Linked DNA regions of Homo sapiens: region 1 is linked to region 2. Evidence: chromatin loops called from intact Hi-C (ENCODE). Cell type or tissue: Caco-2. All regions are shown on one strand. Each heading gives the region's core, and the rest is flanking DNA. Links, peaks and the distances in the headings are about the cores only.

The links. Peaks named below come from ENCODE experiments on the same cell type or tissue, not always from the same donor. Only the 100,000 strongest peaks of a DNase experiment are listed, where the experiment ranks them.
Region 1: a loop joins it to region 2, with 2.6 times the contacts of the local background. A loop is called at or near these places in 3 of 110 quality-filtered maps.

What each region holds. Positions count from the first base shown.
Region 1 is chr11:95,435,002-95,440,381 of GRCh38, reverse strand. No RefSeq gene overlaps it. Among named protein-coding and RNA genes, the nearest start is that of SESN3, 210 kb to the right of the region's middle. In Caco-2, for the core only: no CTCF peak of the experiment used is centred there; no DNase peak of the experiment used is centred there; H3K4me3 peaks cover 766 bases.
Region 2 is chr11:95,485,320-95,490,699 of GRCh38, reverse strand. No RefSeq gene overlaps it. Among named protein-coding and RNA genes, the nearest start is that of SESN3, 260 kb to the right of the region's middle. In Caco-2, for the core only: no CTCF peak of the experiment used is centred there; DNase peaks (open chromatin) are centred at 2,529 and 3,029.

The sequences.
Region 1 (5,380 bases), core at 90-5,089, 50 kb after region 2:
TTTGCTGAAGTTGCTTATCAGCTTAAGGAGATTTTGGGCTGAGACGATGGGGTTTTCTAGATAAACAATCATGTCGTCTGCAAACAGGGACAATTTGACTTCCTCTTTTCCTAATTGAATACCCTTTATTTCCTTCTCCTGCCTGATTGCCCTGGCCAGAACTTCCAACACTATGTTGAATAGGAGCGGTGAGAGAGGGCATCCCTGTCTTGTGCCGGTTTTCAAAGGGAATGCTTCCAGTTTTTGCCCATTCAGTATGATATTGGCTGTGGGTTTGTCATAGATAGCTCTTATTATTTTGAAATACGTCCCATCAATACCTAATTTATTGAGAGTTTTTAGCATGAAGGGTTGTTGAATTTTGTCAAAGGCTTTTTCTGCATCTATTGAGATAATCATGTGGTTTTTGTCTTTGGCTCTGTTTATATGCTGGATTACATTTATTGATTTGCGTATATTGAACCAGCCTTGCATCCCAGGGATGAAGCCCACTTGATCATGGTGGATAAGCTTTTTGATGTGCTGCTGGATTCGGTTTGCCAGTATTTTATTGAGGATTTTTGCATCAATGTTCATCAAGGATATTGGTCTAAAATTCTCTTTTTTGGTTGTGTGTCTGCCCGGCTTTGGTATCAGGATGATGCTGGCCTCATAAAATGAGTTAGGGAGGATTCCCTCTTTTTCTATTGATTGGAATAGTTTCTGAAGGAATGGTGCCAGCTCCTCCTTGTACCTCTGGTAGAATTCGGCTGTGAATCCATCTGGTCCTGGACTCTTTTTGGTTGGTAAACTATTGATTATTGCCACAATTTCAGAGCCTGTTATTGGTCGATTCAGAGATTCAACTTCTTCCTGGTTTAGTCTTGGGAGAGTGTATGTGTCGAGGAATGTATCCATTTCTTCTAGATTTTCTAGTTTATTTGCGTAGAGGTGTTTGTAGTATTCTCTGATGGTAGTTTGTATTTCTGTGGGATCGGTGGTGATATCCCCTTTATCATTTTTTATTGTGTCTATTTGATTCTTCTCTCTTTTTTTCTTTATTAGTCTTGCTAGCGGTCTATCAATTTTGTTGATCCTTTCAAAAAACCAGCTCCTGGATTCATTGATTTTTTGAAGGGTTTTTTGTGTCTCTATTTCCTTCAGTTCTGCTCTGATTTTAGTTATTTCTTGCCTTCTGCTAGCTTTTGAATGTGTTTGCTCTTGCTTTTCTAGTTCTTTTAATTGTGATGTTAGGGTGTCAATTTTGGATCTTTCCTGCTTTCTCTTGTAGGCATTTAGTGCTATAAATTTCCCTCTACACACTGCTTTGAGTGCGTCCCAGAGATTCTGGTATGTGGTGTCTTTGTTCTCGTTGGTTTCAAAGAACATCTTTATTTCTGCCTTCATTTCGTTATGTACCCAGTAGTCATTCAGGAGCAGGTTGTTCAGTTTCCATGTAGTTGAGCGGCTTTGAGTGAGATTCTTAATCCTGAGTTCTAGTTTGATTGCACTGTGGTCTGAGAGATAGTTTGTTATAATTTCTGTTCTTTTACATTTGCTGAGGAGAGCTTTACTTCCAACTATGTGGTCAATTTTGGAATAGGTGTGGTGTGGTGCTGAAAAAAATGTATATTCTGTTGATTTGGGGTGGAGAGTTCTGTAGATGTCTATTAGGTCTGCTTGGTGCAGAGCTGAGTTCAATTCCTGGGTATCCTTGTTGACTTTGTGTCTCGTTGATCTGTCTAATGTTGACAGTGGGGTGTTAAAGTCTCCCATTATTAATGTGTGGGAGTCTAAGTCTCTTTGTAGGTCACTGAGGACTTGCTTTATGAATCTGGGTGCTCCTGTATTGGGTGCATAAATATTTAGGATAGTTAGCTCCTCTTGTTGAATTGATCCCTTTACCATTATGTAATGGCCTTCTTTGTCTCTTTTGATCTTTGTTGGTTTAAAGTCTGTTTTATCAGAGACTAGGATTGCAACCCCTGCCTTTTTTTGTTTTCCATTGGCTTGGTAGATCTTCCTCCATCCTTTTATTTTGAGCCTATGTGTGTCTCTGCACGTGAGATGGGTTTCCTGAATACAGCACACTGATGGGTCTTGACTCTTTATCCAACTTGCCAGTCTGTGTCTTTTAATTGCAGAATTTAGTCCATTTATATTTAAAGTTAATATTGTTATGTGTGAATTTGATCCTGTCATTATGATGTTAGCTGGTGATTTTGCTCATTAGTTGATGCAGTTTCTTCCTAGTCTCGATGGTCTTTACATTTTGGCATGATTTTGCAGCGGCTGGTACCGGTTGTTCCTTTCCATGTTTAGCGCTTCCTTCAGGAGCTCTTTTAGGGCAGGCCTGGTGGTGACAAAATCTCTCAACATTTGCTTGTCTATAAAGTATTTTATTTCTCCTTCACTTATGAAGCTTAGTTTGGCTGGATATGAAATTCTGGGTTGAAAATTCTTTTCTTTAAGAATGTTGAATATTGGCCCCCACTCTCTTCTGGCTTGTAGGGTTTCTGCCGAGAGATCCGCTGTTAGTCTGATGGGCTTTCCTTTGAGGGTAACCCGACCTTTCTCTCTGGCTGCCCTTAACATTTTTTCCTTCATTTCAACTTTGGTGAATCTGACAATTATGTGTCTTGGAGTTGCTCTTCTCGAGGAGTATCTTTGTGGCGTTCTCTGTATTTCCTGAATCTGAACGTTGGCCTGCCTTGCTAGATTGGGGAAGTTCTCCTGGATAATATCCTGCAGAGTGTTTTCCAACTTGGTTCCATTCTCCACATCACTTTCAGGTACACCAATCAGACGTAGATTTGGTCTTTTCACATAGTCCCATATTTCTTGGAGGCTTTGCTCATTTCTTTTTATTCTTTTTTCTCTAAACTTCCCTTCTCGCTTCATTTCATTCATTTCATCTTCCATTGCTGATACCCTTTCTTCCAGTTGATCGCATCGGCTCCTGAGGCTTCTGCATTCTTCACGTAGTTCTCGAGCCTTGGTTTTCAGCTCCATCAGCTCCTTTAAGCACTTCTCTGTATTGGTTATTCTAGTTATACATTCTTCTAAATTTTTTTCAAAGTTTTCAACTTCTTTGCCTTTGGTTTGAATGTCCTCCCGTAGCTCAGAGTAATTTGATCGTCTGAAGCCTTCTTCTCTCAGCTCGTCAAAATCATTCTCCATCCAGCTTTGTTCTGTTGCTGGTGAGGAACTGCGTTCCTTTGGAGGAGGAGAGGCGCTCTGCGTTTTAGAGTTTCCAGTTTTTCTGTTCTGTTTTTTCCCCATCTTTGTGGTTTTATCTACTTTTGGTCTTTGATGATGGTGATGTACAGATGGGTTTTCGGTGTAGATGTCCTTTCTGGTTGTTAGTTTTCCTTCTAACAGACAGGACCCTCAGCTGCAGGTCTGTTGGAATACCCTGCCGTGTGAGGTGTCAGTGTGCCCCTGCTGGGGGGTGCCTCCCAGTTAGGCTGCTCGGGGGTCAGGAGTCAGGGACCCACTTGAGGAGGCAGTCTGCCCATTCTCAGATCTCCAGCTGCGTGCTGGGAGAACCACTGCTCTCTTCAAAGCTGTCAGACAGGGACACTTAAGTCTGCAGAGGTTACTGCTTTCTTTTTGTTTGTCTGTGCCCTGCCCCCAGAGGTGGAGCCTACAGAGGCAGGCAGGCCTCCTTGAGCTGTGGTGGGCTCCACCCAGTTCGAGCTTCCCGGCTGCTTTGTTTACCTAAGCAAGCCTGGGCAATGGCGGGCGCCCCTCCCCCAGCCTCGTTGCCGCCTTGCAGTTTGATCTCAGACTGCTGTGCTAGCAATCAGCGAGATTCCGTGGGCGTAGGACCCTCCGAGCCAGGTGTGGGATATAGTCTCGTGGTGCGCCGTTTCTTAAGCCGGTCTGAAAAGCGCAATATTCGGGTGGGAGTGACCCGATTTTCCAGGTGCGTCCGTCACCCCTTTCTTTGACTCGGAAAGGGAACTCCCTGACCCCTTGCGCTTCCCAGGTGAGGCAATGCCTCGCCCTGCTTCGGCTCGCGCACGGTGCGCACACACACTGGCCTGCGCCCACTGTCTGGCACTCCCTAGTGAGATGAACCCGGTACCTCAGATGGAAATGCAGAAATCACCGTCTTCTGCGTCGCTCACGCTGGGAGCTGTAGACCGGAGCTGTTCCTATTCGGCCATCTTGGCTCCTCCCCTACAATTCTTTAAAAATGTAAAAACCATTTTGCAATCCAAAAACAGGTCATCAGGATGGATGTGACACACTGGCAGCAGTTTGCTGACCTGTGTTCTACTACATGGCTTAGCAATCTGTTTAGCCTTAGCCTGAAGCTTCCCCTCACTGTTTCCTTTCTTCTTTTACTTGTCTTCTTTTTTCTTTCCTTACATTTTATCCATGTTCTTTTAATGGAGAAGTTAAAAACCCAAGTGTGAAGTCAGCCAAGCCTGGGTGCAAATCTCAACCCCAATGCCAAATGTTGAATAACTGCAGACAAGTTACTTAATATCTTGTAGCCTCTGTTCCGGCACCTTTAACATGATCCTGTAAAAACATCCTCCTAAAACTGTTGGGAAGTTTGAGACAGAGGATGTGCCTGCAGTGAAATACTGGAGACAGTTCCAAAGGCTTCTGAGAGCTGATTGTTAAATTCTCAGGAAATTTACAAGCCAGCTCTTAGGCTGTTGGTAGCTTGAAATCAGCCATGGTGCACATACTTACACTACAGAAATTGGCAAACACTACAAATCAGTCTTCCTCCCCACTCCCCAGCCAGTTGTTAAATGTTTACAGCACACCACTGTATTCTAAGCACTTTTCCCCCCTCACTCTTCTTACCTCCTTGGATCTCCCTGTTTCCAGTTTCACACTGCAAGGAATTAATGATATACCAGGAGGAATCTTGAGAGAGGAAAACATGCAAGCCTCCCAGGAAACTCTTAACAATAAGATCTTCACAATTCACACATCCTTTTAACCACTGTTGTGTTTTTCAGGCTGCAGAGTGCTACCCACTCAGTTAACACCCGTTATGTTGAAAAGCATTTGCTTTTCACAAGGAGGCATGTAGACTTTCCTATAAGTGCCAATAGAGAAAAAAGTAGATTGCTCCGTGATTTCCCAAATGCTAAGTGCAGCGAGACTGAGAGCTAGTAGAGTTTCTGAAGATGCCATGTACAATTGATAGATTCTGTTAATAAACCTAAGAGGAAGAACAAATTTGTGAAAGGAAAACACTTAACTAAAATGAATGGGCATTTCAAACCAGAAAATCTTCTGGGAGATATTCTTCTTCCTGAGTGGGGCATTAAGTTTTAATTATTTTTTATGGTAGAATAAAATATTCTTCTTTTCCTTGACTTATAATCTTTTAGGTTCACTATTTGACCCAGAAAATGAAGATACAAGATTT
Region 2 (5,380 bases), core at 185-5,184:
CAGAATGGCTAAATAACCAAAAAATGACAGATGCTGGCAAGGCTGCAGAGAAAAAGGAATGCTTATACATTGTTGGTATGAATGCAAATTAGTTCAGCCACCATGGATAGCAGTTTGGAGATTTCTCAAAGAACTTAGAACTACCATTTGACCCAGCAATCCCATTATTGGGTGTATATCTAAAGGAAAATAAATCATTCTACCAAAAAAGACAATGCATTTGTATGGTGCATTGCCATGCTATTCACAATAGCAAAGACATGGAATCAGCCTATTTGTCCATCAACAGTGGTTTGATAAAGAAAATGTGATATTTATACACCAAGCAGTACTACTCAGCCATGAAAAAGAATGAAGAAATCATGCCCTTTGCAGCAACGTAGATGCAACTGGTGGCCATTATCCTAAGCAAATTAACTTAGAAACAGAAAACCAAGTACCACATGTTCTCATTTATAAGTGGGAGCTAAATATTGAATACACATGGACAAAAATATGGGAGCAATAGTTGGGAGGGAAAGGAGCATGCATTGAAAAACTACCTACTTGGGGCTGGGTGTGGTGGCTCACACCTGTAATCCCAGCACTTTGGGAGGCCGAGGTGGTGAGATCACGTGGTCAGGAGTTCAAGACCAGCCTGGCCAACATGGCGAAACCCCGTCTCTACTAAAAATACAAAAAAAAAAAAATTAGCCAGGCATGGTGGCGCATGCCTGTAGTCAGAGCTACTCGAGAGGCTGAGGCAGGAGAATCTCTTGAACCCAGCAGGTGGAGGTTGCAGTAAGCTGAGATCACGCCACTACACTCCAGCTTGGGCAACAGAGTGTGACTTTGTCTCAAAAAAAAAAAATAAATAAAAACTACCTATTTGGTACTATGCTCACTACCAGGGAGATGGGACCATCCATACCTCAAACCTCAGCATCACACAATATAGCCATGTAACAAACCTGCACATGTACCCCCTGAATCCAAGAAACAAACAAAACAAAAAACAAACAAACAAAAAAATGCATTGTACCAAGTGAAAGAAGGGAAACTCAAAATGCTACATATTATATACCCCTTTTCTATAACATTTTTGTAAAGGCCAAATCATAGGGTCAGAAGACACGTAAGAGGAAGTGAAGGGGAGTTTTGTTAAGAAAGGGACACTGAAGGATTTTTTGAGGTTCTCATACTCTTCTATATCTTAATTGTAGTGGTGGTTACATGACTATACAGGCATATAGAAGCTCACAAAGCTATACACTAAAAATGTGACTCTGACTCTATGTAAATTATAATTTTTAAAAGCAAGAAAAAAAGTTACATGATCTGGCCCCAGTTTACCTCTTGTCTTGTGATTGTCCTCTCAGTCACTACAATCACTGGACTTCTTCACCTCCTAAAATGCCCCATGCTGTCACTGCCTCCTTCACACATACTGTTCTCTTTGTTTGAAAAGCTACACACTCTTCATCTGGTTCAATCTTACTCATTCTTAAGCTTCGAATACTGGGTTCAAGTCCAGGGTCTACCATTTACTGGTTGTATGACCTTGGGCTTATTAATTAACGTCTTTGTAGGTTTCCTCATCTGTAAAACGGAGATATTAATAGTACGTATGTTATAAGGTTTCCTTGAGGATTACAAGAGGAAATAAGTATGCCTAGCTCATAGTAACATTATATAAGTATAAGGTAGCATCATAGTTCATCAGGGAGGTCTACCCTAACTTCCTTTTTATACTATCTCCTGTTATTTTCCTTCATAAGCATCATAAAATCTGTATGAATGTATTTATCTGTGTGTTTGTTTAATATCCAGCTCCAGAGAAAGTAAAGTATTTGCTTTGTATACTATGTCCGTCTACTGTATGCTATTTTGGCATGTTTGGGCTGCTACAGCAAAAATACCACAGGTTGGTGGCTTATAAAAAAAAAGAAATATACTTCTCATAGTTCTGGAGTCTGGGAAGTCCAAGATCAAGGTACCAGCAGATTCAGTGTCTAGTGAGGGCTTGCTTCATGGTTCAGGGATGGCTGTCTTTTTGCTGTGCCCTTACATGGCAGAAGGGGACCAAGTGAGTTCTCTAGGGTCTCTTTTATAAGGGTTTTGGTCCTATTATCTAATCCTATGCAGAGCTCTTATGACCTAATTACCTCTCCAAAATCCCATCTCCAAATACAGTCACATTAGGGAATTATATTTTGACATACGTATTGGGGGTTTAGTGGGAGAGAGGGGGATAAAACATTCAGTCTATAGCATCTATCTATCTATATATACTCTATATATTCACACTATGTATGTCCCTTGCAGGGGTTCTACCCACAGACCCTGACCCAGCGATGGATGAGAGACATACACTGATGCAGATATTTTGCCTGTCTGGCTGAGGGTCTGGGCCACTCACAGACACCAAGGAGGGTGCTGTAAAGAGTCACAACTGCAGCCACAACTAGCTGGCCCTGCTGGCACTTATTCAGCACACACTAAAAAACAAAGGCTTTGAGTCTACACCACAAGAGGGTAATTAACCTGGTTGCCCTCCCCGACCCCCGACCCCCGAGACAGCCATCCTGCCCGCAAATGATCAAAGGTTAGTTTTAGGACCACATGTGTAAACAAGCTATTTAGATAAACTTCCTTACATTCCTTTGTACCTACTTTAAACTATTTACTTAAGGTAAAGATTAGGCTGCCTTCAGCCGATCTATTACTGGAGTTTAAGCAAACCCCTCCACCTTCCAAGAAGGTTTGTGTCTATTTCTTATAACTATCTTTAAAATTTTTCCCACCAGCCTGACTGAACTCCCACAGTCCCTGACACAAGGTAGGCATTTAATAAATACTAGCTAAATGAATGAATGAATGGGTAAAAGAATGGCATCCTAGAGGAGCATGTTTCTCATAACTTAATCTCTTGCTGGGATGCAAATGCCATTGTTATCCTGACTACATTCACAGAGTGAATGAATGATGAATACCGGTGCAACTTGTTGGCTCTTTTGAGTCAAAGCTCAGACTCAGCTGCTGTTGCCTCACTCCTCTGCTTCCCCCAAGCCATGCCTCACTGCTCTCCTAGTTTCACCTGTGACTGGGTAGAGAAGTCAGGCAACCTCTAACTTGCAGGCTCAGTCATCTTCAGTTCAACAAGTAGAGAGTGGGAAGCCACACACTGGCCTCAGAGGTTCAATTCTCTACTCCACCTTTACCAGAAAGCCATGCATTCTGAAAGTTCTTGAACAAGCCTCACTCAGCAAAGTCCATCCTTTGATACCCTCAGCACTCACGTGTTAGGGCAAGTTGTTTAAATACTGTATGAGGCTGTGCTCTGTGAAGGAGAAGACTTACTAAATAGAAGAGAAACTTGTCAGCCAGTGCCCCATTCGTCTCTGCTCTGGGATTGTTCCCTGAGAGAGAGGAACACGAGAAAGAAAAGTCAGTTCTTTCATTGGGTGGAAAAAAAAAAAAAAGATCACCAGACACCCAGATGGAAGAAGGACCAGAGTAGGTGGCTCAGAGGAGGCTGGCAGCTGCATGGACCATTGTGTGTCGGGACAAGGAGGCAGGGCTCTGGGCAGACACAAGTGAACAATAGACAAGAGCAACGCTAGGGGTTGGAGGGAGCAGTGGATGGGTGGGCAACGCCAGCGGTTGGGTTTTGGGGTGGGGGGCGGTGGGTGGGTGGCGGCAGTCTCCCAAAGCAGAAGGTCTTGAACGAATGCTATAAGTAGTGGTTCCGCTTCAAGGTAAGGCAGGCTACTCCTCCTCCCATAAAGGCTCTTGAGGAAACAGTGAACATTCCCAGGACTATACAATTTAGGGTACTAAGGGATTTTCTAGCTACTCATATAAATCCCCTTAAAAAACTCAGAAATATCTAGAGATGGGCACCTCTGAAATGAACTGGACTACCCATGTGAACATGTTGGGGGCAGGGGACCAGAGCTGTGGAAATGTAGGAAACATTATTGTAAATGTTAATACTTCTTCTCACCCACCAGCTGGCAAAGCTGGATGGATGTCAGTTATGCCCACTGATTGACTGAGCTGCGATCCTGTCATCGTGACCACTGCACCTCTCCATCTGGCATTTAGTCTCTGTGATTGGGATAGTTTGGGAAAGTGGCCAAAATGATCATATCCTGCTCTCCACAGTCTGCTTCAACAGCTGCATGTACACCCAGCCTATGCCCCAAAATATATGAATCTAGACAAAATAAGTTTTACTTTGGATTTGATTTAGAAGAGATAATATCAAAATGAGAACATTTTCCATGAATAAGTGAACATAATCAGGGTGCTCAATTATAAAATTCAACTGATGCTATTTAATAGAAGTCTGTTTAAAGTTATGGAAATTCTACATGGGATCATGTCTCATGATTATCATACAAAAATATAAAACCAAACTGCAGTTCACACTAATAAATGCTGGGTTAGGTAAAGACACTCCAAGGTCATGAAATTTAGCAATGTGTAAAATTTGAGAAGACTAAGATGAGACGGTGGACTTCTTTTTGTTTCTTGTAAAAAATAACTTTTATAGACCATGTCACCAAAGGAGCAATTAATAAGAAAGAACACATCATTAAACTCTGTCAGGTAATTTATATGCCACAGTGTTCATTGTTCATAACCCAGGCTCTTCTTAGTGAATCATAACATTGTCTTAATTATCACTACCATTCCCGGGTAATTGGTTTCCTTCCCTCTCATCCAGTAATGGGCTTTCAACCAAACTTTTGAACTCTTTTGCAAAGCATGTACCTTAGATTTCACATGGATTGTCATCTTAGGAGCAAATTAACTGAAGTTTTCCCTCACAATGTGGTCAGGTCATAGAGTCCCAAATGCCCGGAACAATGAAAAAAATGACTTCTACCACAATTACCACAAATTCTTCAGACACTTACCAATCCACAGCTTTTTGTTCTGGGTTTTGTAAAGAAGTAATTCAAAGTTAACATTTCTGGAATCCTTGGAGACACAGAGTCTCATGAATATGATCTATTCTGGAATTGCCTCCTTAGGCAAACAAGCTACAACCAGTTGATGCAAGTCTGACTTCATGCTGGGTTAACCTTACAGTGGGAAAAGGCATGACAGGCATGGAGTCATCCTCTGGCCTATTCTTTAAGAAAGATGCTGGTTGTTGCTATTCACACAACTACTGTGAATTATGTGCTTTATTTGGAAATGTAGACTTTTTCTTAAAAGAGTCTTTTTGGACAACTATGGTACAAGATAATTGGCTTGCCTGAATTGTGCACTTTTCAACCAGTTGTTTTAATATCATATACTGTCAGTCCAGTCAGAGAAAGAAATGAATAAATTTTGCATTAGCTAATCCTTCCTCAAAGCTGTGAGATTATCTCAATGAGTTAACTAA